2 separate regions of the Mus musculus genome follow, and region 1 is linked to region 2. A link is a loop called in an ENCODE intact Hi-C map of the cell type or tissue named here. Cell type or tissue: left cerebral cortex. All regions are shown on one strand. Each heading gives the region's core, and the rest is flanking DNA. Links, peaks and the distances in the headings are about the cores only. Region 1 has its middle 49 kb from the start of Gm52623. Region 2 holds the start of Ccdc39 (coiled-coil domain containing 39).

Evidence for each region. Peaks named below come from ENCODE experiments on the same cell type or tissue, not always from the same donor. Only the 100,000 strongest peaks of a DNase experiment are listed, where the experiment ranks them.
Region 1: a loop joins it to region 2, with 2.3 times the contacts of the local background. A loop is called at or near these places in 2 of 42 quality-filtered maps.

What each region holds. Positions count from the first base shown.
Region 1 is chr3:34,209,555-34,225,473 of GRCm38, forward strand. No RefSeq gene overlaps it. Among named protein-coding and RNA genes, the nearest start is that of Gm52623, 49 kb to the right of the region's middle. In left cerebral cortex, for the core only: no CTCF peak of the experiment used is centred there; a DNase peak (open chromatin) is centred at 7,767.
Region 2 is chr3:33,843,462-33,859,380 of GRCm38, forward strand. Ccdc39 (coiled-coil domain containing 39) reads right to left here and starts at 849. Exons shown (of 20, transcript NM_026222.2): 1 at 644-849. The coding sequence starts at 733. In left cerebral cortex, for the core only: a CTCF peak has its summit at 9,804 (motif pointing right); a DNase peak (open chromatin) is centred at 9,804.

The sequences.
Region 1 (15,919 bases), core at 4,802-9,801, 360 kb after region 2:
GTAAACAAGGACTGGAGAGGGCATGTTTAGTCTGCACTGTAGTGTTTCTGTCCGATTTTAATGGGCAGAAAGAATCCAGCATAGGGCTAGGTTTCAAGAGGTATGAGTGACTCACAACCTCCACTCCATAAGTACATGCATGGGCTCATGAATACACATACCTATTCACACACATCCTTACATAAATATACATGCTCTCACACGAACGTACACTTAGATACAGACAGACAGACAGACAGACAGACACACACACACACACACACACACACACACACACACACACACACACACTCACACATATCACAAACAAAGAAACCATGCTTGGAAGACTAAGACTTTCTAATCAATAGATTTTGGAGCAGGCAGCAGCTATGTTGCAATGTGAGGCAGCACTGTTTAAGGAACTGGCCAGTGTTTCCCAGGTGGGTGTCACTGGAGCTGTCAGGCCAGAGCCTAAGGTTCCATCCACCCAGTGACCGAGTGATTGAGGTGTGCATGAGATGACCCAGAGAGCCAGAGGAGAGGATGTGGACAGAATGGGCTAAGCTTGTCATGGTGCACTGGTGACTTAGTTTGGGTTTTACTGCTGTGAACAGACACCATGACCAAGGCAACATTATAAGGACAATATTTAATTAGGGCTGGCTTACAGGTTCAGAAGTTCAGTCCATTATCATCAAGGCAGGAGCATGGCAGCATCCAGGCAGACATGGTGCAAGAGGAGCTGAGAGTTCTCCATCCTCATCTGAAGGCAGCTAGTGGAAGACTGACTTCCAGGCAGCTAGGATGACGGTCTTGAAGCCCACACCCACAATGACACACCTATTCCAACAGAGCCACCCTCCCCAAATAGTGCCACTCCCTGGGCCAAGCATATACAAACCATCACAGCTGGCAAAGGTGTGTGGAGAGGTAGGTGAGAGGAATTGTGTTTATTACTGTGTATGTTTGTGCATGTTTAATGTTATTTGAATATTTTGGATATCTTAAAACCCCAAGTAAGGTTGTGTTCAAGAAGAAGTGAAAAGCACCTAAGATTCTCTATCTGTAAAATAGCAAGCTCCCCATTGGTTCTTATAAAGATAATCTGCTTGTACATGTGTAAGGATCACTACAGAGGTGCATAGTGGCTAATGAACATACACCATCCTGTGATAAAAAACAAAAAACAAAACAAAACAACAACAATAACAACAACAACAAAACCACCCAGGAAAAAGCAACTTAAGAGGGAATGGGTTGCTTTCGGCTCACAGTTCATGGTATAGTCAGTCCACTCTGCTGAGGAAGTCAAGTGGCAAGACTTGGAGCATCTCATCACATTTCATCCAAAGTCAGGAAATAGCAATGGCTATTTGTACGAATCCCCAGCTACAGTGAGCTCAAGGTCAGGGCTGGAGAGGTAACTGCTAGTAAGGTGCTTGTTGCACACGTGTGAGGCTCTGAGTTCCGTCTCTAGCACTCATGGAGAGATGTTTGGTACAGCAGCAAGCACACTTGTAATCTCAGTGCTGGAGGTGAAGAGAACGGAGGATCCTGGGTAACTATCTAGCCAACCACTGAGGTCAAGATTTAGTGAGACAGCCTGTCTTTCAAAAGAGTATAGGTGGACAGTGACTGAAAAAGATATCTAATGTCAATGTCTTGGTTCCTGTTCTGTTGCTGTGAAGAGACACCAGGCCCAAGGCAACGCTTTTAAAAGAAAACATTTAATTGAGCACTTGCTTGCAGTATCTGAGGTTTAGTCATAGCAGGGAACATGACAGAATGCAGGCAGGTGCTGGATCAGTAGCTAAGAGCTATATTGTGATATAGGCAGAGTGAGACTCCCAGCTTGGCATGGATTTTTAAACCCTCAAAGCCCACTCCCAGAGACACACTCCCTTCAATGCCAGCACTCCTCCTGATCCTTCTAATCCTTTCAAATGCTGCAACTCCCTGATGACTAAGCATTTAAATACACAAGCCTATGGGGGCCATTCTTCTTCAAACAACCCTAGTCTGCCTCTGGTTTCTACATGTATGTGTAGACATGTGCACTGGCATATACACGTACATGTGAACATGGACTTAAACATGGCACACAGAAGAAAAGCAAAAATAAAATAAAATTTAAAAAAAGGAAAAGAAAGCAGCAGGCTGTCAGAAGTTTATAATAAAGCAAGATTGGGTGTCCTCAGTGGTTGGATCCTGTCACAGCTTGAGTTTCTGAAGGAAGCCTTAAGAATGAATGACAAATAAAGTCAGAGAGATGGGGAGGGAGTAGCGAGTGTGGAACACCTCATGCTGAAGAAATGCTGGCGGTACTTAGGGGTGCCAGATGAATTTACACACCATTGTGGGGTACAGTACTCATGAATGTGGGTAGACTGTGTTAGAGAGCAAACCCTTGAAAAGTCATATTACAATTCCCCTTGTTTTGAAATGACTTTATGGGGTAAATTAAATTCAACAACTGTGTGTTTAAGGACAACTTAATCCCTGTTCCTCCCTCCACAGCCCCATCCCTTCCCTGTTTACACCCAATGAACCCTCTTTCCATGCTGGAACTAGCTCCCCTTGTCTGTGTGTGCTTCCTGGCTTTATCCTGGGGTCCCCAGTCCGCTCCCGGGGAGGTGTAGCTTGCACCCAGTCTCCCTACTTGTGATGCTGAGCAATAATTCAATCCTAGTCTGTTGCTGTTCGCTTTGTTACCCCACCACCAACCACAGCATCCTCCTTTTGAAACTTGGCAGATTTAGTTTTTAGTTCCTTCCCCAGTGCTTAAGATCTTACTGTCCTGATTCTCCTGCATGTGTCGCCCACCCCGACCCCACAATCTCTTTTGGATTGAAGCTAGCACAGACACACATATACACTAGGAAGTGCTCCACATCTGGTTCATATTCCCAGCTTTTCAGGTTCTCTTTATTTCTTATGGCTTCTTCTTTTGTCTTATTAATCCACTCTGCCTTGCTTGTCCTATGCCATTTCCAGCATTCTCTCTTCTGCAACTTAGGGCTGAATATTTTTCTTCCCTTTTCCTTGTTACTTTGCTCTGAAATTCTCCCTTCCTTTTTTACTTCTCCCAAATCTATTAACTTTCCCCTATTGTTCAACAGAAGACCTTCTCATCCGTCTGTCGCAGCCCCAGCAGGTCCTCATTCACGCTGCCTTACCTCCACCTTCCTCCTTGACCCTCTGCTGAGTAATTTCTTCTTGCACTCTGCACTCAACTCCTGCTGACCCCGAGGTTCTAATGGCTTCCTCTTGGGAAAACTGGATGGGTTTTCATGGTCTTTATCTGTCCTAATAATTATAACTCACACTTCTGAAGCAAGGTAGAACTTTTTTCTTTTAAGAAACTCACAAAACATCTTCTGGGTAGGTTAGTGTGCACATCTTTTGCATGTTTTATGAATCTTTTGCTTATTTGGGTTGTAAAAAAAAAGATTAGTGTTCTCTCTTCTGAAACTCAGGGCTGAATAAACCTCTTTCCCTTTCTTGTTGCTTTTCTCCAAATTCTCTCTTTATTTTTAATTTTAGCTCTTGCTCTTTTGCAGACTTTGGTGTATATGTAGCCTATGGTTATGTACGTGTGTATGTGTGTGTGTATGTGTGTGTGTGTCCACATTTGGAGGTATCCTCAGTTGCTTCTCACTTATGTGCTTTGTGATGGAGTCTCACTGAGCCTGGGAGTCGCTGATCTGGCAGACAAGCTGCCAGCAAGTTCCAGGCCTCCATCTGCCTCAGTCTCTCCAATAATGGGATTATGGGTACCTGGCTTCTTATGTGGGTGCTAGGGATCTAAAGTCCAGAGCTTCTGTTGTGTGACAGACATTTTACCCACTGGCTCCTCATCCTAGTCTCCTGCATTTCTAATAGCTGTCCTTGTAGGAATGTCAATATTTCAAATAGTTGCAAATGCTCAATATATGACTGATGAACACAGCTGTCTCAGGGTTTCATTGCTGTTAAGAGACACCATGACCAAGGCAACTCTTACAATAGCAAATATTTAATTGGGGCTGGCTTGCAGTTTCAGAGGTTCAGTCCATTATCATCATGGTAGGAAGCATGGCATTGTGTAGGCAGACTTGGTGCTGGAGGAGGAGCTGAGAGTTCTGCATCTTGATCTGAAGGCAGCCAGGACACTGTCAGGAGAAGGCTCTTTTCCACAATGGGTGGAGCTTGAGGACATTTCCTCCAACAAAGCCACACCCACTCCAACAAGGCTACACCTTCTAATAGTGTCACTTCCCATGGGTCAAGCATATTCAGACTACCACAATAGCCATGGTTCTTTTCCCTGGAGAAATGGTGTCTTAGTATTGTTAGCCACGTCTCCTCCAGAATCCCTCTAACTCTAACTAACTTAGCAGTATGATTGAGCAATATAAAAGTATAATTAAAAAAAAATTTTTAGTTATTTTATTTCTTGTAAACATACTTACAACTTCCCGAAATTCACATTTGGTTGGAAATAAGAACTTTGAATGTTTCTGAATTAAGTTGGAAAGACTATAAGTTACTTTCAAAATTCCAGTTAATTAAACAATTATATTAGTGATTTGGCTCCACGTGGATAGCCAGTGCTTTCCTGCCCATGTTTGTTCTTGACAGGTTTGAATTGTGAGCAATGAGAAGTACCAAGCTTTGGTGATGGGAAAAGTGGGTTAGAAAGCATGAAGCTTGGATCTTTGTCACAAAAGCCAGATGCCAGGGTGCACCCAGGTTCCTCTGACTCCCCCTTGGAGGCTTATCTTACTGCCTAATAACGTTATTTAAATATAGATTTCTTCGTTCATGAGGACGGTGCTGAAAATAGTGTTTTGACTAATAAAACAGAGGAGACAAAGAATTCAGAGACAAAGACAATGTGTGTACTGACTGACGGGTGTCATTTTAATAGCATAATTACTTGATAAGTACTTTACACGATGCAGTTACTGCTCTTCAGCCTTACCGAGGTGTTGAATTGTATCAAGTACAGTCAAAAATCAGGGCAAATCTGTGCCCTGCAGCATTTTAGGGGACTTATCCTTGTTGAGTCATTAAATGACCCTTGTAAGGGTGGTGTGTGTGTGTGTGTGTGTGTGTGTTTGTATACACATGAGTGCTCAGGCTCACATGTACTTTTGTGCACATGTATGAGTGTGTACATGAGAGCAGTGTTCAGGCTTACATGTACTTGTGTTCATGTGTGTGTGTACATGGGTGCTCAGACTCACATGTACTTGTGTGAACATGAGTGTGACGGCTAGGTACTTCTCTCAGTCACTCTCCACCTTGTGTTTTGAGACAGTCTCTTAGGGAGCCTGGAGCCTACCGACTTGGCTAGACTGGTTGGTCTGCAAGGCCCAGGAATCTTGCCCTCTCTGCCACCCCAAGGCTAGGGTTATAGATGCATACTATGTCTGGCTTTTCAAGTGGGTGCCAGGGGATCTGAACTCCAGTCCTCACGCTTGCAGAGCAAGCACTTCACTGACCTACCCCTTACGTGGCCCTTTATATAAAGCAGAGAGCTCAGCGAGAGTGCCCCCCTTACACCAACCCAGGTTGCTTCCTGATTCAGTGCTCACCAGGAAACTGTCAAACTGGGTATACTTTAGAGTAGAAAAATTATTGCAACTCCCCCATCCCAGAATTATGGATAATTAGCAAAAGTCAAGATATGTAATTCATTTAATACTCTACCCAGATTTTGCAACTGGCAACATCCTTTAGAACATATAGCCTCAACACAGTGTCTACCTTTGACTTACGGTAGTCCCAAAGGCATGATGAGAAAACACTCATTCGTCAGACTCACTGCCTGTGGAAAGGCACTGAGTTTAGACTGAACCTAACCAGCCTGGCCCCTCAAGGCTACAATGATCATTACAAAAAACTCTAGGAGGCTTCAACCCCCTATTAACCCACCAAAATTTTTTACTGAGCATTATTTCATGCAAATAATCTGCCGTAAACTGAAGGCAAGCGAGTGAGTGAACATCTTTAGTCTGCTGCAGGTAAAGGGTGTTTATGAATTTTACATCACAGAGGGTTCAACTCTACAGAGTTTTTAAGCTCCTATTAAGCAGGATAACAGGGAGAGTACACCCACTCAGGCCAGGAAGTTCATGAGGAGGGCTCAGGGGAGGCTTCTTGGAAAAGGTGGTGCTCACCCTGATACACATGATGGCTGAGTGAAGACAGAATATTTTGAGTTGAGAAGGACACATGTGAAGTCCCAGAGATGACAGAATGTGGCACACTCAGCACAGACTATTGAGGGAGAGGAGAATGAGGACAAACATTGACAAACAGCCTAAAGTATGACAGGGGGTCCTCATGAACGAGACCTTCATCCTAAAGGGAAAAGAGGCCTGTGCATTCGAATGAAGGGAGACATAGACGTATTTGTATTTTACAGAGATTACCACAGTTAGAGAGAGCAAGGGCGGGGCTAGAAAACAAAGGTTGACCAGGAGTCTTGAGTCACGTAGGTAAGAAATGATGGTGACAGAGAATGGGAACTTGGGATGGTGCGGGTGCCACATAGGTGCAGAACTAGTAGAGTATGATATTTGAATGTTGGATGCCAACAGGGAAGAATAGGGTGGAGCAGGGTTGTGTGTGTGTGTGTGTGTGTGTGTGTGTGTGTGTGTGTGTGTGTGTGTGTGTGATAAATAACCAGTCAAGTTCCATGACTGAAATGACTTTAAATTAGTATGCAAGGGCTGAGGTGGCCTGCTGCTCTCTGGAGGTCATCAGGGCAGTTTCTCGTGGACCAGTTAGAGGAACAGAGTCACAAAGTCTTGACATTGGTGTTTCTGCTTCAGAACTATCTCCACCTCTGTGGGTGATTACTTTCAAAAGGAGTTGGAATTGAAGCAGTGGATGATTCCCAGGTCTTCTGTCATAGTTGGAAAGGAGGGTGTGGGTGAGTGGTCAGCTTGGCAATGCATCTTGTGAACAGGCAGGACACTACAGAACCAGGTTGTCAGAGGGAGGGCCTGTCCTTAAGCAGTTGTTACAAGTAAGGTGAAAGTAAAGTGGGTTTAGTTTATTCGCAGATGTAGTCACAGATGGGAGAGTCTAGGGGTGCTACAAAACAGGAGTAAAGCAGGTGACATGGGCTAGACTCCTTTTCCAAACAACAGACCCACACAGGCAGAGTTATAGTGACAGAGGGCTGAGGCTGGGAGCTGGGAGCTGCCGTGGGTCTGGCACAGAGCCTTAGGGTGTGTGCTGTTTTGGATAGTCTCGAGAACCCAGGGCTAGCTGTGTTCACAAGGCCACTGAAAGCCAACACCCATGGTATATCTAGGGTATCTAAGGCTCTCATTTTCTACATGAAGTTTGGGGAGCAGCTGTGTTAAAAGTGTCAATCTACTCATGAGTAAGCTACTTCCGTTTTGTAGGGAATCATGAGTAGAATAAGGACTTATAAATTATGTAGAGAAAGCTGCTTTCCAAACAAAGGAAATGAGTCGTCTAAGGGATCTTGGGGTCAGGAGAATCTTGGGAGAGACTGGTAGTAAGAGATTGCTGGGCCAGTCAGTGGCAGTTGAAACTTCTTTGTGGGGCCTTAGGGACAATTCCAGGAAAGCCCTTCTAAGTGCTTGCCCTGGTAGGACAATGTTCTGATAAGGAATCAGTTGGGCAGGGAATAGCTTCTGGAGTCAGGCTTAGGAGACAAAGCTTTCTCTTGCTGGTGTGTTCTGACTTGGATGTGGAAGCTGGTGCTGATTTCAGCAAATGGATGCCTGCAAGTATCAGATGGCCTGACTTCCTGCTCATCTTCCAGCGTGGGTGTCTGTACGAATGAGTTCTTGTCTTTCCTTGCTTCTGTGGTGTAGGTGTGAGTTAAAGCCTGAGCACACACACCCTGCACCACACATCAGCTGTTGTCCGAGGATGTCAGAGGGTTGGTGCTCTCTGCAGAACCTCTCTGTTGGAAGTAGACTGGTACCCCATCACTCATCCCTGCTGGTTCTGGATGCATCCTCCTCAGGGACATCCCTGGGATGTGGCTTGGGTATATTTTGTGGCACGGGCCTGTCAATGATCGCTCTCTTCATGGCTAGAAAGCTAGGGGATTCCCTGTGCAAGACAGTAGAGCCACAGAGCTCCCTGCTCCATACTCTTAGGGAAAGTTGAGGTAAGAGTTATCTTTGCTCTCATTTCCAAAGAATAATTAGCTCTAGATTTCTTTCAAATGCCTCGCCTTCAGCAAACAGTCAAGGTGGACAGAATCATTTCCAAGAAACATGGGATGACAACATTCTGGCCAGGACCATTCCAGAGCATGGCATACACAGTCATACACCTAGTATTGGGGACCATTCTTCCCGCACAAAGGTCACTTTCCTGAGCCAGTGCTCAGCCATCCGACCACCTTTGCAGCATGGCTTGGGCTGTTCCCCTAAGAGTGCTGAAGGAGTCTCCTTCCATGTCATCTGACCTTGATTGGATTTATGCAGCAGCTTCAAGGACACAATGTGCTGCCTTTCCTGTCAGAAAACGTATCGGTTTGGCTCTGTGGCTCTCTGCTTGAGAGACAACTCTAAAATTACTGTGGGGCAATGGTTGGCTCTAATCCTGAAGATTTGGGGCCTTTGACAGAAGACAGGGATGATTAATGGCAGCAGGAATGGCCTAGATGTGCGTGGATGGTGTCACTGAACACTTAGCAGAATGAACAGATTTTTGGCTCCTATATATTTAAAAAAAAATACCCTCATATTAAAGACTTTATGCGACTCTGCAAATGTCCCAAAGGGGTAAAAATTCAAACCAAACCTCCGTTACTCATCCATTTCACCATCTAATAGCCTTAAAACACCCTCAGATGTTCTATATGCACAGAAAGAGAATTGTGTTCATAGCTCAGGTTATTCATTGCAAATGGCTCTGGCATTGAGAAGGGAGTTTGAGCAGTGTACCTTTAGGTCATTCTCCTGACAGGAATGGATGTCTGTGCAGCATCCCTATAAACCATGTCCATAGTTTCAATTTCTCTCTCTCTCTCTCTCTCTCTCTCTCTCTCTCTCTCTCTCTCTCTCTCTCTCTCTCTCCCTGTCACTCTGTCTCTCTCTTTCTTTCTCTCTCTCTGTTTCTCTGTCTCTGTCTCTCTCTGTATGTAGATTATAATCTAACAACCTGAGTGATCCAGGCTCAGAAGCATACAAGAGAATTTTGTAGAATTCTAATGCCGCATGGAATTGTGGGGAGAAGGGTGTGCTGATATTAGACTTGGGATGCAGGAAACTAAATGAGTTCTGCAGTTTCTCCTCTCTCTTTTCCGCCACAGTTTTGTATGAGGTTATGAAGTCCCCCCTGATACGGGGCATATCATACTTCTGGAACTTATTGACCGTGGAGTCTTCTTTTCAAGGAGCAGCCAAGGGGTCTGATTCCTATGAAATGCATTTTGAGAATCTTGGAGTCGAATCCAGTCATCATGTCCAGAGCCGCTAGAATGATGGGCAGGACAGAGCCACCTGGGCATAATGTAATACTATGTGTTTGTCAACTGCAATTATCCAGTGCAAAAGTACCAAGATAAATAGCTCTTTCTCATGACCTACTCTGAGTTCCTCCTGCTTCCAGGATGGAGTAAGACAGGCGGGTAGTGAGAGATGCTGGTAGTGTGCAGAGCAATGGGTCTGGAAACAGCTAATGATATCCAGAGAAGCTGTGTGAGCCCATCCACCCCCAGCCTGGCTCAAGATTTGCCAGTGGAGTTGGAACACTCCAATAAAGGACCACATAGAAGAGCTGCTGTGTTCTCACTGCCTGTGGAGCCAAGCTCCAAAAAGGACTCTACTTACTGTCTTCCAGAAGTACAGTGTCTTTAATAACTGACACAAAGCAAGGGAAAAGGAAAGCACGGATGCATACTCTCCTCTGTGTTTGCACTTAGTGTTAACATTAAATGATGGGTTTAATGGGTGGGCTTGAGGGTGGACTGTCTTCAAGTGAAGTGATATGACCATGTCTTAGGGGAACATGGAAGACAGGCTCTGGCTTCCATAAGAGCTTACATGTGGGCGCTCAGGCTTGAAGCTGGACGGCTGTTTTCTGGTTTAAAAACTGCAAAGATGTTCAAAGTATGTGGGGGTCACAGGACAATCTCTACCTCCCATCCTCACAGGAAGCATGCAGAGTTCCTGTCTCTCACACCCAAGCCATCACCTCACCCCACATAACCCCAAGTGATGATCTTGTGACTTTTTCTCCAGTGCTCCCCTGGGAAACTTCACTCTTTGCCTCTCTTACTTCCCAAAGCAAGGGAGGCTTCTCTTGCTAGGTGATGCCGTACTTGTACTTGCAAAGGTTTTCGTCTCGGACCCAGTTTAGCTCTTGAGTTTTTCAAGAAGATGAAGGGCACGGGCTGTTTTCCTTACAATCCAGATTAGGTGCCTGCATTGTGGTACGGGTGTGATCGCTGTTGCGTGGAAGCAATATGCCTCTCTAGCCCTTTTATCTAACACTGTGTTGAAGTGGGTGTCGACTGCAAAGGCAACTTCATTTCTCTGTGGCCAGAATGTGACAGTGGCTGGGATGGAACAAGTCAGCCATGCGTGAGGTGACTCAGGGACCTCCTGGCACCTCTGTTGGCAGTCGAGTCACCCTTCAGTGAGTCTAAGAATCCCAGGAGGAAATTCTCCTACAGAGGCAACCTGGGCATACCAACTATAGTCTTTTTTTTTTTTTTTCCTGTTTTTGTTTTACTTTACATGAATGTGTCAGGTCATCTTGAGAGAATTCTAGTTGTTCACTACTGTTCATTTCTTCTTGTCAGCGAGGACATCTCAGTCCAAGACCTCAGTGAAATCAAGAATTAATTCCTGTATTTCATTATCCACGATACTGCTTTCATGGTTGCTTTGGAACTTGAAAGGGAGATAAAAGGAGTGTTTCACAGAGGCACTAATACACCTGCTAGTAATTAACTGTTATTAAATCTGCATTTCTTACATTTCTAGGGTTGGTTGATTTTTTACCCTTAATATTTAGGCATTTTCAAAGTGGGCTGGCATGGAGTTTAATTAGAACGCTGTGTATTTTTTTTCTGTACCTCATTTTATTTGGGATTTGTTTCTGGTTAAACAGGGGTTAAAATACACGGCTCGTGGATGCTCAACTTTTAAAAATCAGAAAAAAAAAATACAATTAGCTGGGCCATTCCTGCCTAGTTAACTATAATTAAATGAATACAAGGAAAAACTAAATATCTCAGCCTGACATGAAAATTTCAAAACAATTCAGGTTTTATACCATTGTCTCATGCTCTTATTCAGTGGTCCGAAATGGCAGGATTTTTCCTTCCTTTCATACTTATTTAATGAATAATCAGAGTGACAGAGAGAATGTAGTAAGCAACCACTACTTAGAGAGGGACTTCTGGCCACCACAGGTCCTCAGGGCTCTGGGATTTTAGCTCCTCATCCCAAGCTTTCAGGAAAGATCTGTTCTCTAGTCAGAAATGGGGACAGAGAATGACTGTCATTCTTAGACTTCTCGAGGTTTCTCTGGGAAGGGAGAGGGTTAGTTCCACACGGGAAGGCAGAGGTGTGTGGGAAGACAGGAGAAGCCGATCTGAGGCCAAAGTAGAGAGCAAATGTATAGGACGTGTTTCGGTCTGATAACAATGGCTCTTCTAATTCCAGAGACAAAACCTGCATTGGAATCTCACTCTGTAAATGGACAGACAGACTATGTGTGCGCAGTGGTGTTAACTGTCAGAGAGCAGGGAAGCCCAGTGGTTATGATTTGGGTTTGGGTCCACGTGTGACATTTCTTATGCTCACAGAGGGGATAGGGTGGCAAGAACTGTTCCCACATTTGAAGGGTTAGTGAGAAAATAGATCCTTTCTTTCTGAGTGAGAGAAGGCCCGTATATGTCTCAGACTGCATAGGCTGTGCTCTCTGGATAGCTGGGCTTTACGGTGGCTCTTGGTCAGATTCTGTCATGGGTCTGTAGATAGAGTTCTGATCCTAATCCAGGTATGTAGTTGGTCAGTGGCTGTAATGACCTGTCAATCTCCTTCAAATACTTAGGGTTTAAATCAGAGTCCTAAGATAAAATAATAAAGCTGCATTACCCTGGAAGGTCTATAATGGCATGTTCAGAAAGCCGTGTATTGGCCAAAGAATGCTTCATTACGAAAGAACAGGTTTTTGTGATATGAGGTACACTGTGGTGGAATGAGTTGGCTTTCCTGCAGGAAGCACAACATACAAAGATCTTCCTTTATTTGTGCTTTTTATCCTGTGTGGTTTCAGTTTCTGCAGTCAACCGTGATCATAAAATATTAAGCTGAATAATTCCAGAGATAAGCAATTTAAAAGCTCTAATTTGGGTGCTATTTCTAATTTTATAATGCAATTTACTTCTCTTCGATCCCTGTAACACTAATCTGATGCTCGTAGCATATCTGTTAGGTACACTACCACCCCGTCTGTCCATCACCCATAGCCGTTAGACCCGCCAGACGTTCACAGTACCTCTTAGTATTTCTGTTACGGTAAAATGCTTCAAAAAGCACAGGTACAATGCCAGTGAGCAGGTCAGCTCCTGGGGCTGGTACTGTATGCAGGGCTGCCAGGCACAAACGGGCATGGTGTTCTGCTTCCATTCTCCAGCGATGCTTTAAGGCATATCTCTAGGGACAAGGAGGGAGGGATGACCTTGTTATCCAGTGTGTACAGACAGAAAGTAAGCATGGAGAAAGAGGGACTCCCTGACAGACAGCTGTTTCTAGCTTTTCATTTTAAGTCAATATAAGCAGAAATTTGAAGCTGTTCTGGACAAGGCCAGACTGTAGCGGTAGTTAGCTACACCGCTTTGGTTCCCGGTGGGTTGCACGCTCGCAGGGAGCAATCTGGATTCACAAAGGAAACAACACACACACACACACACACACACACACACACACACACACACACACCAGTTAATTTTTGACATGCCATGACTAGTTCAAAGGCTGGACACTCTTTAACCTTCCCCTGCTGGCAAATGCTCCGATCCGGTACTCCTGAGATGCCTAAACTCTCCCCTGCGACGCCCAGGCCCAATCAGAGAAGTGGCCAGTGGCCACTTACCCGAATTCTTACATGGCAGGTTGGCTTTCTCTTCTGCAGCTCTAAATCTGACCTGTCTCCCTCTGAATCCTGGCAATTCTCCTTTCTTCCTTCAAGTTCCTAGCCCCCACCTACAATCCAAAGGTTCTGCCTCAGACTACCTGCTCAGCCATTGGCTCTTTATTGATTGATCAAAACCTAATTAGGAACAAGGACCTTTAGTGTTCACAGATTCCAAATTTTGGGGACCGGATTAATTCAAAGCATTTGAACCAATCCCCAACACCAGACAGTAGCACTTGACAAAGGAAATGCTTCTGCTATGGAGAGAGAGAGAAAAGCAAAGTAAAGGAGAGGCCACCTGACCCATTATTAGACTTTTAGTGTAGAAGGGAGATGGAGACTACTCTGTCCATTTTATAGATGGGAAAGTAAAGCCCACAGTCACTAGTTATCACACTTGAGGTTTTACAGCTAATTAAGATAGGTCCTGACCCAAATTGAGGCTTTTTAAGGGGGTGTGACATTGAAGATATGATTTTTCTGTATAGCCTTAGCTGTCCTGGAATTTGCTCTGTAGACCAGGCTGGCCTCAAACTCATGAGATCTGCCTTCCTCTGCCTCCTGAGTGCTGGGATTTAAGGTGTGTGCCACCATTGCTCAGTAAACCAAGGCGTTTCTGATTCCAAAATGGTTGCTTTCATTCTGAATATAGTAATATAGAGATGATAAATGGTAGAGAAGTAGTTATAGAAACTTAAAGTCTCCTTGAGAAAATAAGATGGCTGCTTTTATTCTCCAGCGATGAGATTTGAATGAGTAGTGTTCCCAATGGGTCATGTATTTGAACAATTAGTGCCTGGTTGGTTGGTGGTACTGTCTGGGGGAAGCTAGGGGACCTTTAAAAGGTACAGCCTTGCTAGAGGAAGTACATCAGTAGTGGCAGGCTCTAAGTGTTTAGAGTCTCACTTCCTGTTGTTCTCTCTACTTCCTTCGAGTGCAAAAAATGTGACCGGCCAGCTTTCCGTTCCTGCCCATGTCATGTCATGTCATGTCATATCATGCCATGTCATGTCATGGCTTCCCTACCCTGGTGGGCTCTTTTCCCTTGGAACTGTAAGCCAAAACACATTTCTTTCTTCTCTGACTTGCTTTTGGTTATGCTGTTTTATTATAGCAACAGAAAAGCAACTAATACAGAAACTGGTAACAGGAAAGTGGGCTATGGCTACAGAGAACCTGGCCATGTTGTTTTGTGCAGGAGTGCACAAGATGCTGGGATTTTAGATTGGAGAAGCCGCTGGGTAGTGTCAGCAGAGCTCAGTGGGTCATTCTTATATGAACCTGGAAGAAGTTAGTGTTGATGCTGACAGCAGAACTCAGCAGGAAAGCTCCAGATGCCTTAGAGGAGAACAGGGGTCTATCAACTACGGAGACACAGGGCATTCTTTGATATTTTTGGCAAAGAATCTGGCTATATTCTGCCCATGTCCTGAGAATTTGCATGAGGCAGAGGAGATTTCTTTTTTTTTTTTAAATATTTTTTATTACATATTTTCCTCAATTACATTTCCAATGCTACCCCAAAAGTCCCCCATACCCTCCCCCCCACTTCCCTACCCACCCACTCCCCCTTTTTGGCCCTGGCGTTCCCCTGTACTGGGGCATATACAGTTTGCGTGTCCAATGGGCCTCTCTTTCCAGTGATGGCCACAGAGGAGATTTCAAGGCAACATAGCACAGCATCTATGGTGTGGCTAATGCTGATTAATCTTAGCTCAGGTCTGTAATGAAAAAAAAGCAGCAGGTGGTGCAGAGAGAAATAAAAACAGTGCAGCTAAGAAAGGAAAGGGCACCAGGAACCTTACAATTGTGGTGGTCATGTGCGGAAAAGGAGCCTCTAACAGTCAAAGAGATTACTGTCGCTAATGAGAAGCAAGGTGCCCTGAGCTAAAGTCCCTCTCAGCCACTCACTATTCATTGCTTCTAGAAATCAACTGCATAAGTTGTTGTAGCTGTGAGTGGTCCAAGAGCTGTGTGTGCTCAAGTTGGCAGCCTTGCTTGGCAGTGTTGCCCACATTGTGCTGGTTTTAGAAAGAAGAAAGATGTGAGATTGTGGAGGGTCTTGTCCCCTACCCTCTTGGTTTCAGAGAGCGACTGGGGCCAGGTAATGTGTGACATTACCCAAGCCCTTGAGCAGAGATCCTGAGATGCCATTGCATGAAGTTGTAACGATGGAGGTTGGGTTGCAGTAAATGCTCTAAGATATCAAAGGTGCTGGGCTCATGCGGCATCTGCAAAGGAGAGCTGAATACAAGGCCTAGAACCAGCCCAAGAGAGAGATCTGTGCATCGCAGGAGGAACAGAACCATCTAAGCTCTTTGAAACGAAGTCTCAGACATTGGACTTGGAGCTATAGGATTGGAGCTTGCTCTGCTGGGTTTTGTTCTTGCTTTGGTCCAGTCTTACCTCACTGTTCCATGATACAGAAAAGTATATTCCATGGCATTGTTTATTGGGAATATGTAGTCTTTAAATTGCACAGTGGCTCACAGTTAAGAGCTTGCCCTGGGTTTCAGGAGAGACTTTGGACTTTTGAATGATGTTGAGACTGTTACGAACTGTGGAGACTTCTAGAGTTGGACTAAACACATTTTGCATCATGAGGTGACTAGGGAGTAGATTATGGTTGTTTCAATGAGAAATGGCTTCAGTGGGCTCATACATTTGAACACTTGGTCCCCAATCTGTGCTGCTGTTGGGGGGGCGTTCTGGAATCTTTAGGAGGTCAGCCTGACTGAGATATAAAAAGTGTTCCCTCAAGTAACAGCTTATATCCCAACCCATTTTGCCTGTCCATAAGGCC
Region 2 (15,919 bases), core at 6,910-11,909:
TTGGTGCAGGTTTGTCCTAACAATGTGAAATATTTCACCATCTTGTGACACCTCGATTCTCACTCTGAAACTCTATATTGCATACTTCACTAAAATGTTTTCCTTGAAAGCACCTCAAGCGATTTTAAACATCACAGAAACACAAATGCTGGCAAGAATGTGTCTTGTGTGTGCACATGTGTAAATGGTGGTTACTAGGAAACACCAAAAATGCATTTGTGATCCTTAATTGGATGGGAAAGGCCTGCTAGCTGGCACCTGAAACAGCTGGAAGAGTGAGACTCGGGTTTTATGGCCCTGAATAGAAATTGTTGCTTCGATAAAACTTTCAAATGTGTAGTAACTGATAGGAGCAGGAGAGAAAGTGGGGAGGCCGGAGTATCAGATCTAAGTGATGAAGTCAGGCCACAAGAGGTGCAAATGAGCAGCGCGGCACCTGTACGTGGGACTTGGTCTTCCCTGGCCCTCCCCCGGATTCCCACTGGATACCCACCTAGCCCAGCATCCTCTATTTACACTCCTTACCTAGTCTTTACCTGGTCATCCATTGGCAGTCCTGGCGGCGTTCAACCAGCCCTTTTACCATTCCTCAGCTGTTCCCCTCTGGTCGTCTCTCCCCTAAATCCCACCCGGTCCTCCTCACCTGATCCTCCAGGATCTTGTTCTCCTGATTGGCCACGGGGATGGCGAACCCATCTTCCCAGTGCAGCTCTGACAAGAACTCACTGCACATGGCGTACGAGGCTCAAAGGAATCACAGACAAGCCACCCAAAACCGTTCCCTGGAGCTCGCAGCCAAGCCTAACCGTCTGTATTCCGCGGCCCTAGCAACAGCCAGGCGCCCTTAGTTACCAAACAGGAAGCACTCAGGCTGGAAGGCGGAACTTCCTTTGAGAATTCCCTTGTCCTTTTTGCAGCCGGTAGAATTTGCTTGCCTGTGTCTGTGAGGCACAGCTCTCTTTGCACGGATAGATACACTCCCAGGACTTCCAAAACGTGCAAATCTGGAAGCTCGGGTGCTCCAGAGGACCACAAAGTTCGGGGATGGAAGGCATAGGCTCCTGGGGTGCCAGGATGGTGGACTACAGGATAGCAGGATGGACGACCACCAGATTGAGGGATAGTATAATACCCAAAAGTGGCTTCAGATTTGTTCTTAAGTCATATATAAGGGACCATGATCTGGGAACACAGATCCAGGCTGCCCCAAATAGCATGTTCTCGCATGGAAACTTGCTTCACTACGTTTTTGTAATTGCAGAAGAAAAGGAAGCAATAAATCAAGGCATTTTTCCAATGCATTGATGAAAACATCACCAAAGACTGTTAGTATTGGGTTTGAGATGGAAGCTGAGAAAACTCACTTTAGAGATGGAAATTTAAAAATTAAGGCTTTATTTTCTGAGTGCTCAGGGAGGCAGCCAGTTTGGGATCTGAACCACGTACGGGGTGGGAGATTATACAGCATTGTTATAGGATGGTAACACAATTCAAAGTGGGGAGCTGGTGGGAACTGCAGCGTTATCCAATTGTATTTTGACATTATGTGTTAAACATGGGAGTACCTGTTGGGAGACTGAGCCTGTACAGAGCACCTGGCTTCAAGGTCCTTAATTCATTCTCCAAGACATTAGGTCCAGAGCTAAGAGTGATAAGGGGACAAAGACGCTGGCAGGAGCATATGAACTTGTTTAACCCTGCCAGCAAGACAGAGAAGTTGTGCCTGAGATGTCTAGACTCAACCGTTTACAACAGAAGATGTTCAGCTATGGGGAAGCCCCTGGCTTCCCTGGGATCTGGGACCTTGAATTTACTTTATCCCTATGATTAAATGGAGTCTGAAAACGAAATGGTACTGCCTGGAGTAAGTTTCCTTTGCTTCTTCCCAACAACAGCATAGTTGGGAAGTCAGTGCTATCCATAGGTTTCAAATACTATCTGGTGACATTCATAGCTTTGGGGTTGGTGAAAGCTAGTGGTTTGCTAAGTTAGTACAGCCCAACAAGCATTACCTGGTCAAATGGGCAATGAACGGCTGGCTATTAAGGAGACTAAAGATAGCTCAAGATAATTTGGCTCTGGGTTTCCAACTCTACACCATCGAAGTTCTGATCAAGTCAGTCAGCTTTAACATAAGAGCAGAACGGCATCCACAGCAAGATGCTCACAGCACAACACTCCTACCTACGGCCCATCCAAAAGGTGAGCTGACAAACATAATATCCCAACTGCCTTCCCAGTGCCAGTTGCTGAGTTGTGTGTGTTCCACACACTAAGCCAGGGAGAATAGTATGCACTGGTATTTGAAAAGTTAATTCACTTCTTAAATTCTTTCTGATTGCTATGAATCTTTGCCAGGTTCAACCCAAGCCCAATTGTGGCAGGCCAGGCACCCAACCAGCACAGCAGTACAGCTCCAACAGCTGGCTCTTGCCATTGCCCTATGGCCTCTCTAGAGGCATCCCCTACAGGACTTCTGGTGTCAGGGGCTAAAGGCAGTAATTGTAGCATCTCAATTATCTACAGCAAGAGTCAGGGACAAGAAGGAGATGATGCAGGGTATCATGGCTAGCTCTGTGGGCCAGCTGTTATAATGTGTACCCTGTTCCCCCAAAAGGAAGCATAGCTAAAGGCAGCTCTAGGACACCTCACATGATTAACCCTACAACCTTCTAGTTCTGCAGAGGTGGCAGCTTAAAGACCAGCATCCAAAGCTAGTATAGAGAAAATATACACCAGAAATTCTCCAACTTCCTCCCTCCTCCCCACAATCTCTCCTAACACAGATTGATACACAATAAACAACCTGTGTGCAGGACACAATAAACAACCGTGAAGTTTGTTTAGCTGAGATAAAGAGCACAGAATGGTTTGTTCCTGGTGATTAGCATGACCTAACAGGACTGAGCTGTGTTAGGCAGTGCTCCACTGCTGGACCTCCTTTGCTACCCCCTGGGATGGGAGCCTTCAGGCAGGTACCTCCTCCTGGCTCTGCACACCCACAGAGCAGTCACTGCAGTCACTTGCTCCTGGGGCACTTGTCAACCACTGTCTCTTTGGTCTTGTTAACTGGATTTTCTTTTCTCCTGTCACAAGTGAAGACATATCTCAGGGGTTTTCTCTTTTAGATTCTTGAAGAGTCAGGTTTCACAGCATACCAGAGCTGAAAGAGGCCTTCAAATACAACCCAGCCAAGTACTTTATATATCTGCAATGCGGGAAGGTCATTTGATTCTTTCCTTCTTTAGAAAGAACAGTTGACTTCTTTCTCTTTTTTTATCTATAGTAAACTCTACATGTGTCTATTTGGATAGGTGGTGTATATGCAAATATTTGTTATATTTAGACTATCGACAATTATCAGTAACAGACGTGTAGCCCAGCGATGTAACAGCTGACTGACTGTGCAGTTCTTTTTTCCGTTGAACTCTTGCAGGGCCTGTAAGTATTTCTCTGACTCGTTGGTGTGATGGCAGCCCAGTGTCAAAACCTGGCCCACTCCAGTCTTTACTGTACAGTCTTGACCATGTGCTGCTGTTCTGGTCCTCAGCAACTTTCTGCCAGTCCCATGTTGGGATCTGTAGACAAAAGCTAACACACTGCTTTGTTCATTTTACCAGCTTTACAAAGGAAAAACCAAAAAATCAAACAACAATAACTTACCAGACATTAGACTATTTATACATAGTTAGTATTGAGTTTTATTTATATCCATGTTTAAATTGTGAATGTCTGTACCTGCACACATGCTTTCCACAGATAAATGGTATAGGGAAAAGAACACTGGCTTTTGAAAAGGTTTCTGAGCAGGGGACATACCCAATGCTTCTCACGGGTTAGATATTCCTCTACTCCCATGCTACGTACCCACCAGAATGTTGCTTTTGATGATAGATAATACCACAGTGAATTCTAACTTAGCTAATCCTACTGTTACCTTGCTGAATTTAGTTTTATAGTTTCTTCCTTATATTAATTTTTTAGAATTCTATACAATATATTTTGTTCCTATTCATCCACAATGCTATTTCTTCTTATTGTTATTTAAGATGTAAACTCACTATGGCATGAACTCACGGTGATCCTGTCTCAGCCTCCAAGTGATGGAATTACAGATGTGCACTACTCTGCCTAGCCAGTGCTATGACTTTTAACCTTTAATTAATTTGTATGAACTGCACTTATTTCTTCTGGATAATGTGTTTGCTGTGTTGGTGAACATGATTAAGGAGACCGTGCTCTGGAAGCCTCCAGAGTTGACCTCATAGCCACCTGGGAGGCCCGTTTCCCAGGCGCCATGTCTTCAAGTGCTTCTTCATTCACCTCGTTAAGTCTGTACTTTTTTTGAGATGGACTTCTTTGAGATGTGGCAGCCAGGGACTTGAGTACAGTGCATGGTGTGAGCTCCATCTTCTTTATTTTGCATCTTGGTAAGTGTGGACATGGTAACCTAGCCAACATGAATCCTGATTATGCCCAGGCTTCATACAAAACACCCTGCACATGTCTAGACTCCATACTGGAGACAGCATACTGTCAGAATCATGACCATCCCTTGGAAATCTCTAAGATCCCTAAGGGCAGCTCATGAAGAAAGAGGTCCTGTGCACCACTAAGGTTGCTGCTGCTTCCTGCAGCCACAGTACACCAGGCCTCAGGGAAAAGGAGCTCGGTTACAAGGCCTGGCAAATGGAGGCACCTGCTTAATTGGCTGTAGGTTGAACGAGTAAGCTCATTTATGAGTGAGTCTCATTACCTTAAAATACAGTATTTTTTCACACAGATTCAACCCACTACTAAATTTGCCAACTTTATCTTCAAAATATGTCCGTCACATTTGATCAGCCGCTGCTGTTCTAGAATCAGAAAGTGCTTTGCGTCAGCGTTCACTTATTTAAAGTCTCTCCCTTTATCTAAGCACCATGTTGACCTTGGTCAAAGTTATTCAGTTTCCAATAACAGTAACAAAGTACCTGAGATAATCAACTTAAGGAGAGGGAAGGGTTATTTTGGGGTAATAGTAAGAAATTTCACCCCACATTAGATTAGTCCTGTAACTTTGGGGCCTGTGGAAGGCAGTGCCCCACTGGGATTGCCTGTGGAAGCAGCTGTTCCCTTCATTACATCAAGGAAGTATAAGAAAGAGAGCTAAGAGTGGCCAGGACCCAGTGAGTAAGGCAAGCGTAGGGTGTAGCTTAGCAACCCGACTCCACTTGGCTTAGACACTGTGCATCTTGTCAGTGTTCTGACAAGTCACTGGGAAACCCAGGACCCTCATTTGCATGTGCTATGTTCACACGCTCTTTCCTGAACAATGCACATAGCCACCTGTTAGAACCCAGGATGTTCATCTGCATTGATGTGTGTACACCCTCTTGTCTAAGAATAAGTTCTATCCATAATAGCCATCAAATTTAGATGGTTTCCATTCTGACAGATTTCTAATGCATATGAGGATAGGAGGGCTGGCTTGGCATAAACTGGTTTGGAGTGCATGTACAGTAGGGCAAACCGTGTCCTCGAGGTGAGATTTTTTAGGGAGAATCTCTGGTCTACTGTCTATGGCTATGCATAACTGGTCATGGGAAGGAGCGTGAACACTGAGCAAGGGCTTCCATCATCCAAGGCAAACACCCCAACTATGCCCCTAGACACTGACTTTCTCTTGAACCCCAAAATAGCCAAAAGCAATAATCAGGCCCTGAGTACCCCCATCTATGTAGCCCAATGTCAGTCTTGACAGTGCATCTAAACTAAACTGTCACCTTGCTTTGAAGTCACCTGGCTAAAATTCTGTGCCTTGATATCAACCCTTTGAATAAGAGACCAAAAACCTGGACACAGCTGGCCCAGGCCTGTCAATTGACAACATGTTTGGGAAGCCAGCCAGGAGGGGAGGAAACACACTCCTTCCTGTCTTATTGACCATTTCTCACTGCATTTTTTTTTCATTTTGATGTCTGTGGTGACAGTTGGCCTAACTAGCCAGCTTTGTCAGAGAGCTGTCAGTCCACTTAGGTGTGCCACATCAGTTCATGGGCATTGTGCTATCTTTATGTTTTGTTTTGTGCCCTGGGAAGAAACTTTGTGACAAAATCTGTGGCCCTTCCATTAATGTCCTCAGAATAAATTACGTGCTATTCTTGACATATGTAATTGTAAGCTGCGTGTATGTGTGTAATGTGTGTGTCTGTGAGTTGCTAACTGCACATAGGGTGTGGCGTGCATGCGGAGGGCAGAGAACAACTTTCAGGATTCAGGTCTCACTTTCCACTGTGGGACCTAGGGAACAACCTCCCGTTGTATAGTTTGCACAGCAGGTACTCTTACTCACTGTGCTGAATTGCCAGTGTGGAAATTATTTAAAAAAAAAATGTTTGTTTGATTGTTTGTTGAGCCAAGGTTTCTCTATTATGATCTTCTGGGACTTGTGTAGACTAGAGTGGTCTCCGGCTCACAGGAGACCTGCCTCTGCTGGGATTAAAGGTGTTCACCCCCACATCCCTGCGTGTATGTGTGTGTGTGTGTGTACGTTTGTATGTCACGGACAGAGGTCAAAGACAACTTTGAGAAGTTGGTTCTTTCCTCCCACAAGGTGGGTCCTAGGGATGGACCTCAGGTCATCAGGCTTAGCAGCTGTCTTCCTAAAACACTGGGATATCTTGGCCAGGACCCGGCTCATCTGTGGTGATTTGAATAAGGACAGCCTCCCTAGGCTCAGATACTTGAATGCTTAGTCCAGAGGAAGTGGAACTCTTTGATAGGATTAGGGGACCAGGGGTGGCCTTCTGAAGGAAATGTGTCACTGGGAGTGTTTGTTTGTTTGTTTGTTTGTTTGTTTGTTTGTTTTTCGAGACAGGGTTTCTCTGTGTAGCCCTGGCTGTCCTGGAACTCACTCTGTAGACCAGGCTGGCCTCCAACTCAGAAATCCGCCTGCCTCTGCCTCCCAAGTGCTGGGATTAAAGGCGTGCGCCACCATGCCCCAGCTCATTGGGAGTTTTTAAAAGCTTTGAAAAAAACTTTTTCAAAAACTTTGAAGTTTTCAAAAGCCCACACCCAGCCCAGAGTTTTCCTCTTTCTCCCTCTCAGCCTGTGGTCAAGATGTAGCTCTCAGCTGCTGCTCTAGTAGCATGTGTGCCACCATGCTCCCTCCATGGCGATAAGGGATCAGGCCCCTGAAACTGTGAGCCAGCTCCCAATTAAATGAGTTCTTTTATAGGAGTTTCCTTGGTCGTGGTGTCTCTTGACAGCAATAGAACACTGACTGAGACATTGTCATTAAATGGGGCTGTCCCAAGGACTTTCACTGAAATTATGTTGGATGTGGAGGAGACTTTAAGAGCTTATTAAGTTGTCTCACCACACAGAAATGTACATATCTCCATTTATTGAGATCTTCTTTTATATAGTTCTTCATATAGTTGTACCTGAGTAAACTGAGAATCAATCCACAGCAGAATTAGAAAAACACTCTAAGATTGTCTGAGTGCAAGGTGTGTACAGAATTACACATTAGCTGGTGTGTGAGGCTGTGCAGCCTGTCGCAGGGTGGAAGATGAAGTACATGCCCGTAGGAGACTGTCATAAAGCCAATGACTTCTGTGTTGCATGTGTTTGGTGGCTCTTGTCCAGTGACTAGCACTCTGTGAAATATGTCCTTCACACAAGCCATATCCATGTTTTTTTTCTGGGCGCATTAGTGTGGGTTCCAAGCTCTTATCACAGAGCATTAACCTCAATGTAGAGAAGCTGCAGGATCTCCGATGGCAATGGAATTGTTCCAGTCATAGTTTCCGGTTCCTGTTAACATCTTAATCATTGCTGAGCTAGTGAACGGGGTGACCTAAATATATTCTTTTCTCATAAAAATTGGCTATAGTTCTATTTAAAGAAAACATTTTTTGATGAAGAAAAACAATAAAAAGACTTCTCTAATGACTGATTTTTTTTTCCAGGACATAGGACCAAACCCAGGGCACTGCACATGGAGGATACGTGCTCTGTCACCTAACTCCATCCAGGCTCTAATCACATACTTCCTGATATCTTTTCTGAACTACATAGTCACAGGATTTCTTTTTCCAGTGTCAGCCACTGCTCTGCAGAAGTACTAAGTACCTGAGTGCAGTCCGTGTATGTTTATGTTCAATGATGAAATTAGGTAACAGTGAGCTGTGTGTGTATCACAGTGTTGTGTGTACATGTGAAGGTAGGTATGTAGGTATGCATGAATATGTGTGTGCATTGGGTATGGGTGTATGCACACATGCCAAGGACTAGCCTCAGCTTGGAAAGGGGTTCTGAGAGAAGGGGTGTCTGGGAGTGTTGAAAACAAACAACTTAAAGTCAAATTATGGGTTCAAGCTGAAGGCATATGTCCCCCTCAAGACAGCTTGCTGGATTTGCCCTCTCTATGTTCTGCTTTCTCTGGAGATCTCCAGACAGCTCTCTGCTTAAGACAGCTTTTCAGACTTTTCTGTATTCTTTTCTACTCTAGACAGCTTTTTTTTTTCTGTACTAAAAATTCTCTGGATAGCTCATCTCTTGCACATCAAAAGCCCAGTTATTGATTTCGATATCAATTCAGTCTTTACCCCAGTTCCCTTTTGATTACCCCATGAGCCAGCATCCCATTACCACAGCCCTTGATTCTTAGAAGACAGCAAGCACTTTTAAAAAAAAATTGCGAAAGAATTCAGAGATCTGCCTACCTCTACTAACCACAGACAATAAGCTAGCTGGGTAGGACCCTGCTCTAAAATTTCTACAATGCCTGGGCCTAACCTTGCTCTGTCCCAGGCTAACCCTGAACTCAGAAATCTTCTTGCTCTTGTAAGCATAAACAAAAACCTTAACTGGGTGGGATATCCTTCAATCATCACTTCCTAAATCTCTTCATCTCCTTCCTAAGTATCTTTCTGACAGGTTGGCACACAGCACCCTGCTTTTGTTCCTTTAGATTTGTGAAGTCCCTCATATAATTCACATTGCATCATTATTTTTGCATAGTTGAAAAATTATATATTTTTGGATTCAAGTTTTTTGAGCTCTTTTCCACAGCCTTAAGGACTGTCCTGAAGGTCCCAGTGTTTACCATTTTGCTGGGAAATTAGTCACACCTTACCTTCCAGATTCATACTGTCTGATTATCATGGAGTCATTAACATTAACAGGGAGGACATTCCCTGAAGGAGAGATGTGAAAATTTTCTGTACATTATTATTCAAACAAACCATATTCCCACAACAGCCATTGACACTCCTGAAAGGCCATGCCTGCTGGCACAGAACCCAGGGACAGAAACTATGTCATTTCACCTTTACCAAGGTCATGCCCAACTCAGCATACAGATATATATGTGTGTGTACATGTGTGTCTGTCAGTATGTATGTATATAAACTTCTGTGCATATTTGTGTATGTGCATGAATCTGTGTATATACAAATGTGTATGTGTGTATGAGTGTATATGTGTACTGTGTACATGTGTGTATACCTATATCTATGCATGTATATATGTGTGTGTGCATGTATGTATGTATATGTTTGCATGTGTATCTATATATATATGTGTGTGTTTGTATAGTCAGCTATGTAGATGTATGACTATAAACAATATCTAACAATGTCCTCTGACTTTTTCCTAAAACCAGGGATAGAAGAGTTGTTTATATTAAAGTCTTCCCAACATTCATAAACTAGAGTCTGAGGTGTGAGTAAGCCAGTCCTCTGTGAGTCTGGCCTACTCAGCAGTTCACTGCTGGTGGAAATGTGTGTTCTGCTGGTCTCACTTTGCTGGAATCCAGCAGATGGTGCTACATATCTGTATATGTAAGGCACCACAGATGCCTTTTCCCCTTTTATCTTTTTCTTGGTGTTGTCCGCTCCAAAGTTTCATGAAAGTCTGCTAGTACAATGAAGACCATTAGTCCCAACATCTGGGCCAACACATCTGGATGCAACATTGGAGATGAACTTGAAAAGTCCCTCCCCCAAATAACTGTGGATCAAATAGTAACCCAGCAGCCTGCTATCATCTTCTCTTTGACTCCACATTACAAATACCTGAGTGCAGGAAGCATAGTCCAATCCCTCTTACTTTTCCAAATGTCACAGCTGACATTGCCATAAAGCAGCCACAGTCAAGGTAATAATTATAAACAAAATGTAAGCTTAATAACACAACATGTAAATCAACTTATAAATCAATCTTCTACAGAGATTACATATATTTCAACTTTGCAACCATATAAAATTTTGTAAACACAAACCAGTGATTAAACTAACCACATCTAAAAATGTTCATTATGAATTCTCAAAGACCAAATGCTTTAGAGAAGTAATGGCAGTGTGCAGAAATAGAAATCACAGATAACCCTTATCACCTAGGAATCCATAATTAATTAATTGATGTTACTTACTGACTCTAAACAGGACTAGGAAATGAAACATATAATTTGAACCAGAAGTTATGCATGTTGCCTTCTGTTATCTGGAGGGTTTGTAGCATGCAATTATTCAACACTGTCAAGAGGTTGTGAGAATATCATCCTACTGTAAATTAAGAATAAGGTGGCGTCAACTGATTATTTCCCTACTGCCACTATTTTGATTTGCTTCTCTGTGATATGATTTCATAAAGTGAGCTCTTTGAAAATTCTTTCACTCTTTTTCAGTGTATCAAAAGAGAAAGCAAGCAGTAGCTAGTATGAGTGCCAGTCACGAGGCAGGTATTCAGTCTACTCACCAGAGGCTTAATGAAATGAGTTCACTCAGTAGACTAGACTCCTTTATGGATTCTGTTTTTATACAGACACAGTGACTTGGGAGCAACAATTCCTGTGACCACATGTCTTCTGTGTTCCTCTTTACCCATCTCTTCATTTAAGTTTTTTTTTTTTTTTTTTTTTTTTTTTTTTTACCAGCTAGTGAACAAGCTCAGACAGGCTTGCACAGGTGAGGAGTTGGGTGTTGCAGGAGACAGACAGACAGATACAGAGAGAATATTACCTGACCTGTGTTAGAATCAGCCTTTCTTATCCCCCCCCCACACACACACACTCTCTGTCTCTCTGACTCTGTTTCTCTGTCTCTCTCTCCCTATCTCTGTCTCTGTCTCTTTGTCTCAGAGGCAGCATTTCACTATGTAGCTCTGGCCTGGAACTTGCTGCCTAAGGATAAAAGGCATGAACCCAGACCTAGCTATCCTCACTTTTTGAGGTTCTTCAACATTAACACAATCTTCCTTCTTGTCTTAACTAGGGTTTCTACTGCTTTGATGAAACATCATGACCATCAAAACAACTTGAGAAGGAAAGGGTTGACTTGGCTTATACTTGCTTATCATTGTTCAACAAAGGAAGTCAGGACAGGAACTCAAGCAGGGCAGGCACCTGGAAGCAGGAGCTGTTGCAGAGGCCATGGAGGCATTCTGTTTACTGGCTTGCTCCCCATGGCTTCTTTAGCCTGCTTTAACACAGAACCACCTGCCAGAAATGGCCCCACCTACAATGGTCTGGGTCCTTCCACATCAGTCACTAGATAAGAACATAACCTACTGGCTTGCCTACAGCCTGATCTTATTGAGATATTTTCTCAATTGAGGCTCCCTCTTCCCCAATGACTCTAGCTTATGTCGAGTTGACATAAAGTAGCCAGCACACTGCTCCAAGGCCATCAACTAGAGAACTGACCATGGGAGTGGCCCCTGGCCAGTCTCAAACCTTCCATAGAAGACCTCTGATGCCATCTTCATATCTCAGCCATGATGGGTTTCTTTAATCCTCACACCTCATGCCACCTGCTCCCCAGGGCTTCTAAGCTTGGTTTGACCCTTATGGACTGGGTCCTACCTGATCCCAGCTTTGCCTTTCATTCTCTCCAGCTCTTTCTTTGTAGCCCAGATCAGTTTGTTTGTTTGTTTGTTTGTTTCTGTTCAAGCTCTACTTCACATTAGCCTTGGTACATGTGTTCATCCAGCTCAGCTCCTGCCAGGCTGCTCTGTCCTGAGTTTGCTTCACCAGCATCACTGTACTTATTAAACTCCTGTTCTCAGGGTCCTCTGCTCCATGGCTAAGAGTTCAGGTCAGGGAGGACTGGCTTATCTAGGTGTGGCTTCTCAGCACTGTCAACATTCATTCATTCCTTGTGATGAAGATCACTGATCACCAACAATATGTCAGGTACATTGTCTGATGTCAGTGACACACATCTGTGAGCAAAATAGACTAGAAGCTGCCTCCACAACCCAGGAACATTTTCACCCAGGCACTAGAGCTGTGTAAGGAGAGCCTGACTGTACTAAACCTTGTAACCGTAAGCAGCCTCCACAACCCACCCCAGCTACAGTGGTAGACTTTCTCAGAACTGTTCCCACAAACAAGGCAGCATTTTCAATATGAGCCTATGAAATGCTGCTGACCCTCAGGCCTCACCTGAGTCTTCATGAGATGCTTTGTGGACAACCAGGATCTAGGATCCTGTGTTTTGATCCATTCCCTGATGTGCTAGTGACATGCCTGGCCCAACCCAGATCACTGTGCTAGAGGAATCGAGAAGACCTGAGTTCCCCTGAGTCAGTGGGAAACAAGTTACTGTTGCTGCAGAGGTGGATTTGAACTGCTTCCAGAACCTTTGTTAAGCACTCACAGAGTGCTCACCAAGCAGGGTGGGGCTTTGTCTTGATGGGGGAAGAAATGAGGGCCAAGGAGCAACCTAGGAAGAAAGGTTCTTGCCCAAAACCTGGGTTTATAGTAAAAGTCCCTGCAGTGGAAAGGGGATCGAGAGGGGCTACAAAATAATCCAATTCTGCAGCTAGAGAAAATACCCAAGGAGCTAAAGGAATCTGCAACCCTGTAGGTGGAACAACATTATGAACTAACCAGTACCCTGGAGCTCTTGACTCTAGCTGCATATGTATCAAAAGATGGCCTAGTTGGCCATCACTGGAAAGAGAGACCCATTGGACTTGCAAACTTTATATGCCCCAGTACAGAGGAATGCCAGGGCCAAAAAGTGGGAGTGGGTGGGTAGGGGGGTAGGGGAGGTATGGGGGACTTTTGGGATAGCAATGGAAATGTAAATGAGGAAAATACCTAATTTTAAAAAAAGAAAAAAAATGATAACAGGAAAAACAAATCCAATCCTGCTAGGCACAGGGAGGCATTTGCACCAGAGAGGCTCATGATAAGACAGGAAAGGTTGAAAGGTACCAGATCACACTTTTTCCCCCTTACAAGCAGGAAAATTGAGTAGTGTTAAATTGGGGGAAAATGGGAAAGAGGTCACATGATAATGATCTAAGCTCAGAGAAGGAAAAGGGGAAGAGGTCCTATTCTGTGGGTGTTTGAAAGTAAGACAAAGCAAGATAATGATCTTCCAGCCCTATGGAAAGTCTCCAGTTTCCAGTCCCAAATCTTCCAGCCAAATGCATGATGAATAGCACGGTGCTTACAACCTCCCAAGGATTACTTTGCAAGAGTGTTTTTGCCTCACGTTTTAGATGCTCATATGTCTTCTGGTCATCAGAATTATGTTACCACCAACAGGCACCTGGAAGTATTCATGTACATCATCAGTGGTACCTCCAGGCTTCAGCATGGAGACAGAAAGACCAGGGATAGGAAGTGATAGTGTGTGTTGTCCTGTGGTGTCCAGCATTTAGGATGAAGAACACTGCAGAGGGTGTTTTACTCTCATTAGTTCCCTTCAGTCTAATACAATCTTTTTCTTGGGAGAATTACACAGGAAGGAAGCTGCTACTCCTCCTGGTCCAGTCTGTGCCTCTTGGAATCTTTATTCTGTTGGCTGTATCCTGCCACAAGCCAAACAACTTATGCAGTTCATTTTCTTCTCCAAGACGGACTTTCATTTCCTCTTATGCTTATAGCATTGTCTCATTCCCAACTCCTCTGTAAATGAGTTTCTCCAGTATCAGTGAAAATTCCAAAGATATCAACCAGTTTATCCTTTCAGTGAAGTTCATTGTAGCGTGACTAGGAACACTAGAAGAAAGGGAGAGGGAGGGAGGGATGAACAGAGTGAGAGAAGAAGAGAGAAAGAGAGAGAATGAGATTAGCCAACAGTTTTCTTTTATGAACAAGAAAATTGGCTGTTTTCCTATTAGCATATGAGGAACCTAGGACTGTCCCTTGTTGTCAAGGTAACAGCTATTCCTTGGGTAGCTGCAATAGAAAAGAAGCCAAAGTGATCTTTGTAAGATCAATTTTTTTTAAAATCATCAAATCATAGAAAGAACAGAACCCTGAGAGTTGCCCAGTGTATTCCTGTCTCTAGTGAAGACCCACTAAGATAATTTGATACCCTCCACCCTAAAAGTCCTCTCTCAAACACATGGGAAGGACTTGAGTGAGTTTCTTTGTAATCATCCGTGATGTCTTACAATGCATGCTACAAATAATGTTTTTCATAAAAATTTCCAGTGTTTCACAACAGCAGCTGGGAGCTCTCTTCCCACCATTCCATTCTTGGTAAATAAATAAATGAATAAATGAATGAATGAATGAATGAATGAATGAATGAATAAATAAATAAATAAATAAATAGTAACTATACTCTTTGCTCTGCCTTAAGTTTCTCAAGATGACTAAAGCCAGGCCTAAAGACACACTCTAAAGTCAGTGTCTTTCAGTCACTGGCACTGACCCATGGAAAGTTCTATCCAACTTAAGACCATTGCTGAGGAGGGACTCAGGCCTGAAGTCTTCAGAGAAGGCAGGCTTTGCTTCATTCCACACCTCGCTCAACTACTTAAGCATCTTGAGGAAGTTCTCCCGGAACCATGTTCCTGGTCAGGGTCATTTGTTCTTTGGGTCTTCACAAGATGAAAACACATCTTGTTGCTTGACTTGAGCATCCATTTCTTTTGCACATGGCACCAACCAACGGTCCTGCACACGGTGCTTTTCCTTTGCATATCCACTGCTTCGTTTTTCCCTTGTGTTATGTTGTGTTCTCCCCCTCTCTCTTTCAAAATAGCCCCCCCCCCCCAATCTTGAGGACAATTTTCACGAGCATTCTTGGTCCCAATGTGCACGTCACTGTTAATACTTGCTGGATACGTCTTCCTAAAATGTCTGTTCTGGTTGACCAGCCCTAACAAGTGAATAACTTAGAGCCAGGTACTTCTTTTTGCCCACTGGGTGTCCCTTGTCATTTGACCTTGGTGCTTCAAGGATGCAGGCCTTGACCTCTGAGTGTCCTTTTCTTTCAAGTGAAAGGACTCAGAACAAAGACCAGCAACCTGGTTTGATCTTTCTCTCTCTCTCTCTCTCTCTCTCTCTCTCTCTCTCTCTCTCTCTCTCTCTCTCTCTCTTTCTAAGTCATGTGACCCCCTCTGTCTGTGCCATCTCATCTCAGCCTCTCAACTTTTCTACCGGGTAGATACTTACCATCACCTCATTTTACACAAAACAGAGAAGAAGTTTAACATATTTAAATTATGTCACCAAGTATTTTATTTACTTTCGTATCAGTGTGATAAAACATCATGACCAAGGCAGCTTACAGAAATATGGAAGGACTTTTTTTTGGAATTATGGTTCAGAGTGAATTATCAGAGATAATATTCTATCACCATCATCACAGGAAAGTGTGGCAGCAGCTGAAAGCTCACTTCTCCAACCACAGACAGGAAACAGATGTCTGAGAATATGGTACACATCTTATTAAAACCAGCACACCAAGAAAACATAAAACACAGCCAGGTTTAGGGAGGGGAATGGCTGGCCTTTCATACTCTCCAATCATAACTCTAACGCTGTCACTTAGGGAAGGACATGGGTATTAGGGTGTTTAAATGTGACTGTTAAGGCTGGCAAGGTGACTCAGAGGATAAGAACACTGACCGTACTTCCAAAAGACTTGAGTTTGAGTTTTAGCACCATTTATAACATCAGTTC